Regions from separate parts of the Homo sapiens genome. Here region 1 is linked to region 2. A link is a contact called in ENCODE Hi-C or POLR2A ChIA-PET data. All regions are on one chromosome and are shown on one strand. The core of a region is the stretch at or near the end of the contact, and the rest is flanking DNA. Distances in the headings are between cores, read along the strand shown. Region 1 has its middle 89 kb from the start of CHST15. Region 2 has its middle 98 kb from the start of CHST15.

Region 1 (3,367 bases), core at 422-2,921, 190 kb before region 2:
GCTTATTCTTTCTCTTTGTCTTTATTTGAAGAATACATTTACTAATTATGTTAGTCTGTTTTCGCATCACTATAAAGAAATACCTGAGGCTGGGTAATTTTTTTGTTTTTATTTTGTTTTTTGAGGCAAGTTCTCACTCTGTCACCCAGCCTGGAGTGAAGTGGCACAATCACAGCTCACTGCAGCCTCAACCTCCCAGGCGAGGATGGGAGGAAGGGAGTGAGGTACAGAGGAAGAGCAGGCGAGACCACGGGAGGCAGCCTGGGGGTGCAGGAGGAGGTTGCCATCAAAGGCGGAAGAGGCTGTGGCTGGTGGCTTTTCATACCTGGATGTACCCGTGGCTCCATTCACCACCATGCCTGGTGCTGTGGGGCTTTCCATGGCTGTGCATGCTGAATCCTGACCACAGTCCCTTGACAAATGCTCTATTATCACACCCTGTCATAGAAAAAGAGTGGACGCTCACACTGGTACCCCAACTGTCCTGCCGGTAGGTGGTGGAGCTGAGAGTTGATGAGGGCGGTGTGTCTCCAGCACCTGGGCTCCAACTAAGATACTCCATGTCCTCCCTCACGTGGGACATGCCCATCCTGCTCTGTGTCCCTCAGGCCCTCACTGCTCTGCCAGGTCCTCCTTCCTTCAGGCCCCTACCCCTCCTCTGGCTGTGTTGTTTTCAGAAACTTCTCCCTGCGTGTCCCCCTGTCCTGTCCTGTCCTGTCCTGGGACCCTGCCTTCAGGTGCAGGAGGCCATTCTCTTGTAGGAGCCCCATTAGGAATGACGTGACCGTCACAGGCATCTGTGCTGTGCTCCAGTGCTCCCTGCGCGCTGTCTGCCACCTGCACGTGTTACTGGAAATGCCCTCTTATTTCCCTTCTGAAACCCCATGCAACAGGGATGCGAGGTGGGAAGACATGAGTGGGGTCGGGGGCTGATCCCCCTTTGCCTAAAGAGTAACTTCCTAATCACGATCCAAAAAGAGAAGGAATGCTCTCCCTCAAGCCCTGCTCAAAACCACTTTATAATAGTAAGAGTCTTCACAGTGATAATGCATGCACACTGCCATCTTCATCCAGTGCCAGAGCCATGATGAACATTTGCATGCATTCGCTTATCTGACACGTAAGTTACCCCTTGAGGTAGGTTCACTATGTCTTTACTCTAGAATTCTCATTTGACAGATGACAGAATTGAGGCCAGAGGGGCAGGTGCCCATGGTACCGTGTCTAAATGTCAGAGCCGGACTCACATTCAGTTTCATTTCATTCCCAAACTCATGTGCTCAACTTCTTTGTTCAACCGCCTTCTAGAAGAAGTAGACCTAGCTGTGAGAGACCAGAACTGGACGATGACAAATATCAGTGCTGAACATACGCTGCTCAGAGGCTCCTATATGGCTCCTGTCCTCTGCACCGTGACGTGCTAGAGATGGCCCTTTGGAAAACTGAAAAACAATGGGATCCCAAGTGAGGTGACCATTGCAATATCCATCAAGGATTTTATGTTGCAGGGACTGGGCCAAAGCAAAAAGGCCTTTCATGGCAGCTGACGCTGGGGAGATGGAAAGCAGCCGTGAGGTAGAGCTAGCCCTGAGAAGAAAACGCCACCGCTTTGCTGTGGACCTCCGTGGGAAGCCAGTGGCCTGCGGGGAGCCTGTCCACTGCTCCTCCTGGAGCGCCCTCCCCAACAAGCGAGATTGACAGGGACTCCCTGCCCTGCTGCTGTCCCTGGGCACTCTGGACCCTACGAGGAGGGGAGGAATTTGACCTCTAATCTGAGCTCTCCTTTCTCAGGGACTGTGTGGCCCGGTTTATTTTTAGTGAGAGTACATGATTACCGAATCTACTAAACGGGCTTTGGTTAAAGAGCAGCACAGGGTGGAGGTAAATTTGGGAGGCTTCTCGGAGGACAGGCAGAGATGGAAAATGGGCTGGCGGCCACTGCTCCAATGCCTCGGGCCTGACCTCAGAGCCACCCCGAGCCCAGACGCACAGAATCCTAGCTGAGTTGAGGCCCTGACCTGCCCAGCCCAAACCGCCGTCACCTGCTCCCACCCCAGCTTCCAAGACAGGCTGGTGCTCCTTAGTAAATAGCTCCACCATATTGCTCTAAAACAAACACTAGAACAGAGGAGAAGGTGGTGGGGAGAAAGCAGGAAGTTCTGTTTATGGAGTGTCTGCTGGAGCTGGGAACTGTGCTAGGCACTTTATGATTCCATTTAATCCTCTTTGCGTTCCTCTGAGACACGTATTAAAGGAAACAAGAATTCGACGTGTTGAGTCCCTGCCCTGGGCCGAAGCCCTGTCACATGTGCTATTTCATTTATCCATCACAACAGCCCTGTGTGGCTAGGAGCATGAACTTGAGCTTGGGGAGGTCGAGTCACTCACCGAAATTCCAAAAGCAAATCACACCTGGCAGAGCAGCGGCTGGCAGGTGACTAACTCCAAAGCCCATGTGCTCAAACCTCTGTCCTACCTTGTTCCCCAAGGGCTGCTAGGAAAGGTCCCCAGGTTAGGAGAGTGAGCCCCTGAAGTTGGGCCCAGGCAAGAGGAAGCGAGCAAATTGCAGAACCACAGGGAAAGATAGGGAATCGGATGGGACAGCTAGCTTGCAGGGGTTGGGGGTCCTCAGACGCCAAGGAAAGCAAGGCGGAAACCGTGTCCTCATGGCAGCGTGCTGTCTCATCTGCAGGGCATGTGGAATGGAACCCTACCTGCAGAAGTGCAGAGTCAGGACTGCTTGCTGGTAACAGGTTCTGAGCGAGGGTGGAGGAGGCCTGGACAGTGGGGAGGATATGGAAGGGCAACGCTTTGGAGGCCAAGGCTGAGTGCATGTGCGTGCATGGAAGCGTCCCATGGTCTATGTTGATTACTTAGCAGATCTAAAGTCAGCCAAGGGCCCAAAAGGAAATGGGTTTTCCTTGGCCCAGGAGGGGATTTGGGTTAGATACAGGGATAATATTCTAGAGCAAGTGACTCACTTCTCTAGAAACCCACTGTGCTGAGTCACAGTCAATGTGAAAACACTAAGTATCACATATTGAAAGCAATGTGGGTATTGAAGCGAAGCTCAAATCCCAGTGGCAACAAGGGGTAGCTGTGTGATCTTGGGCAAGTTGGGTAGCCTCTCTGAGCCTCAGTTACTTAGCTTCACATTTCTTGAGTGCACCAGAGGTAAGGTGACCTACCTTCCAGAGTTATTATGTAGTGCCGTTAGCATAGTACCTGGCATGGAGCACTAAGGCTCTGGTGGCCATTGACACTATGGCCAAGGCAGAAAGTGAGAACACAGCAATAACTGGGTGAGAAGAGAAAGCCCTGGAGGAGGCTCGGGCAAAGCCTCCCCATCTGTAAATTGGGGTGGGTG
Region 2 (3,463 bases), core at 875-3,374:
ATTTTATTTTTACTTCAAATATGTGAAGTACAGCACATCTATTTGTCTGCCTTTTGGTATGGAGCCAAAACCTTTTCTCTGAGCATGAGCCCACTGATTGGAGCTCTGGGTCATCTCTGTGGCAGAAACCACAGAGCAGTGAATCAGCACTGATTTCTGGTTTCAGTGTTTCTAAAGGGACATGAGAACTGGAAGGCGCTTGCAAGGCAATCTCGAGGCAGAGTCCTTCATTATTTGTGTGATTATTTTCCCCAAATCATTACCCTCATCTGTGCTGGGACTTTCCAAAGCTTCCAGCCTAGCATTCAGGGAGCAGCTCCCTTTCTGCATTAATATTTCATCAGCTTCCCTCAGTGGCTCTCCGAGAGTGGCCCAGGGACCACTTGCGACCCTTTCAGGGAATCCAAAGTCCAAATTCTTTTCACGGTCAAACTGAGATGTTGTTTGCCCTTGATGCTCTCATTTTCTCCAGAAGGTACAAATAAAGATTTTCAGAGCCCCCAGCCCCCAGCCCTGGCCTCTGACAGCCGACGGAATGCGTGCTTGTGTGTCTCTGTGCTTTGAAAGTCTCTCATCTTTAATTTTGAAGATAGTCAATATCAATCAATGCAAGCCACTGAAACAAAAGCTGTTTGGGATCTTCAATGATTTTTAAGAGTATAAAGGAATCTTTAAACAGTTTGAGGCTGGGCATGGTGGCTCACACCTTTAATCCCAGCATTTTAGGAGGCCGAGGCAGGAGGATCCCTTGACCCCAGGAGTTTGAGACCAGCCTGGGCAAGATGGTGAGACCCTGTCTCTACAAAGTAGGTAAGTAAGTAAGTAAGTAAATAAATAAATAAATAAATAAAAATTAGCAGAATGTGGTGGCACACACCTGTGGTCCCAGCTACTTGGGAGGCCGAGGTGGGAGGATCACTTAAGCACCAAAATTTGAAGCAGCAGTGAGCTGTGATCATGCCACTGCACTCCAGCCTGGGGGACAGAGCAAGACCCCACCTCTGAAAACAAACAAACAAACCCAACTAGTTTGAAAACTTGCTAGCTTATATGATATTTAATTAACCTGTGCCTTCATAATATCAAGAACAGCTGGCATGAAAAAGGCTCGGGGGCAAACACAATTGACTTGTGGTAAATACAAGATCAGCTGGAGGGTGTTTTGCCAAACGGCTGAAAGCCAGGAGAGCTGAGCACGCCCAGGATGTCTAGGGGACATGGACACACCTGTCACCTGCAATGGCCAGATGAGAGGCCATCCATGGTAAAGGGGATGAAAACGGTCATAACAGGGCCAGCTATGATTGAACACAGGGTGAGTGCCACGCCCTGTGCTGGGGCGTCTCCTCGTGTCTCATTAGATCCTCACTGCAACCCCAGGAGGAGGTTTTATCTTTATTCTGGTTCCGCCATTATAAAGGTGGGAGAATTGGGGCTCAGTCCCCTCAGCTAGTAAGGAGAAGAGCTGGTCCTTGATCTCAGGTCTGCTGGTCCCCAGAGCTCGAGTCCCAGCTTCAGCTTCTCAACTCTGAGTCTCTGAAAAGGGTTTCCAAGGAGGCGGTGGAACCGTGTGGACTCAATGACTTCAGACATGGTCTGGGGCTGGGAGGCCAGACCGAGCTGCTGCAGGTAGGGAGGGCTGAGGTCAGGGTTGGGTGCCATCTTCAGGTTGTGGAAGCAACAGCAATGCCAGGACAGCAGGGCCTCCTCCTCCCCTGCGACCCACTGTGTGCCCAGACTCCCAGGGACAGAAACTCCGTCCTGGGCTCCACCGCTGCCTTCACTGCATCCCCTCCCTGTCCCACATCCCCCTGCAGGCCAGAGCCGAGCTGAGTGTGCTGCTGGCCATGGGGCTCTTCGCAGGCGCTGTTGAGCAGATGGGACCGGCTGTGCCCTGGGCCCTTCCACCTCACAGGCTGACGCTTGCTCAGAGCCCAGGAACCTCGAGCCGCCCCAGACGCGGCCAATTCTGAGGTCAATACGGGGCCCCGGTGGCCAGGGGCTCCAGCAGCTGAAGGTTCGAGTCACGGTGGAGGAATGGGGCGTGGCTGCTCTCTTCCCCAGGGTTGGGCTCCCGGCCGCGGAGGGGCAGCTGGCTCGTGCCCCAGTGGCGGGGGAGACTATTTGCTTACTCCCACCTCCACATGAGATAATCAGGAGGTCTCCTGCCATACTCTGCGCTTTCAGCATAATGGAATTCAGGAAAATTCCTGGGCCGAGCCACCCCGCAATTCTAAAGGCAGAGACCTGGGCAGCCTGCAAGGACCTCGGGATATGGGTACACTTCCTATCCCCGCTATCTTCCTACTTCTCCTAAGAAACCACTTGCCTCCCGGGACCCCAGGCCTCTGCCTCCTGCCTTTGCCCACGAGGTGACTCCACCAGGAGTGCCCACCCCCACATTGTTCAACTGAGTCCGCCTCTTACCCCACCCCAAGGCCAAGTTCAAGTGCTGCTGCTTCCTCCATGATGGCTGCCCGGATTCCTCCATCCCTATCCCCAGATATGCAGCAGTGGAGCGATGTTCCTGATGCGGAGGCAGTGGATGTCTGGAGAGAGAACCGAACTGGGGGGCCAGAGAAAGAGCTGGACGATCTTAAGCAAGCAATTTAACCTCTCTGAGCCTCAGTTTCCCCAGCCTCTGAACGGGGTGAGAATACGGAGGATTTCAAGGGGCCCTTATAGATCTGCCTCTTTATTGCCTTTTGAAAACTCGCCACTTTCCCCAAGCTGATTGAATTCCTGAGGCGTTTTGCAGAGGAGCTGCGGGAAGGGTGTGGAAGGGGGCGGGTCCGGGAGTGGCAGCCCCGTCCCCACGCCCCTGGGGTTCTGCGGACCAGCTCACTGGAGACCAGGAGGCGCTAAAAGGCAGCCCTGCGCTGCCCCCTGGTGGCCGATGTGGACACTGCAGCCAGGAAGCCTTTCCCTCCCGGCCTTCCGGAGACAGGCTGCCGGCTGGACACTCCCCTGGCTTCGCGGCTCACCTCTCACCTGGCTAGGGAACTCCTGACACCAAGGGGGACCCCGGGATGAGGGCGTTGGAGGGTGAAAGACTGGGTCTCAGCTCAGCCAATCAAGAGCGTAGTTCTGAAGAAGCCCAGTTGCGGGAAAGGAGTGAATGTGGCGGCCCCCAGAGGTGCGCCCAGCTGCTCCTCCGTCTGTGGGCTTTTCCCACGGCCTTCTCAGGAGCGCCGCCCAGCAGCTCCGCTGGAAGTGGTAGGTGCGCAGACACCTCCTCCCCACCCTTCTGCCCTCCTAGTCCTTCCACCCTGGGACAGTTGCCCCTTCCCAACCCTCTCTTCTGAACCCTTACAAAACCTTGTCCTGAGCCAGCTGTACTTTGTTCTCAAGCCCCCTCCTAGGACTGTGGACGGTTGAGGAGGGCCTCGGAAGGAGCCACCACTATCCCCAGGGAGGCCTTGGAAGTGGGCGTGATAGTGATGGGGAGTTCCTGGAGCAGGAT

What was found. A loop is a pair of places that touch in the nucleus more often than their neighbours do. ChIA-PET counts read pairs that join two places held with the same protein, here RNA polymerase II (POLR2A). Pooled maps may share reads with other maps.
Region 1: a loop to region 2 is called in a map of ovary, with 2.6 times the contacts of the local background. The contact joins two enhancer-like sites. A Hi-C loop is called at or near these places in 1 of 168 maps with a recorded cell type or tissue (ovary), 1 of 37 single-sample maps with no recorded cell type and 4 of 50 pooled maps. POLR2A ChIA-PET finds 5 or more read pairs at or near these places in 1 of 52 experiments (H1).

What each region holds. Positions count from the first base shown.
Region 1 is chr10:124,180,759-124,184,125 of GRCh38, reverse strand. No RefSeq gene overlaps it. Among named protein-coding and RNA genes, the nearest start is that of CHST15, 89 kb to the right of the region's middle. Within about 2 kb of position 1,671, at least 2 of the 41 ENCODE cell types and tissues checked have a DNase peak (open chromatin) inside an H3K27ac peak, as active enhancers do.
Region 2 is chr10:123,994,217-123,997,679 of GRCh38, reverse strand. No RefSeq gene overlaps it. Among named protein-coding and RNA genes, the nearest start is that of CHST15, 98 kb to the left of the region's middle. RefSeq lists enhancers at 1,950-2,512, 2,513-3,075. Within about 2 kb of position 2,124, at least 18 of the 41 ENCODE cell types and tissues checked have a DNase peak (open chromatin) inside an H3K27ac peak, as active enhancers do.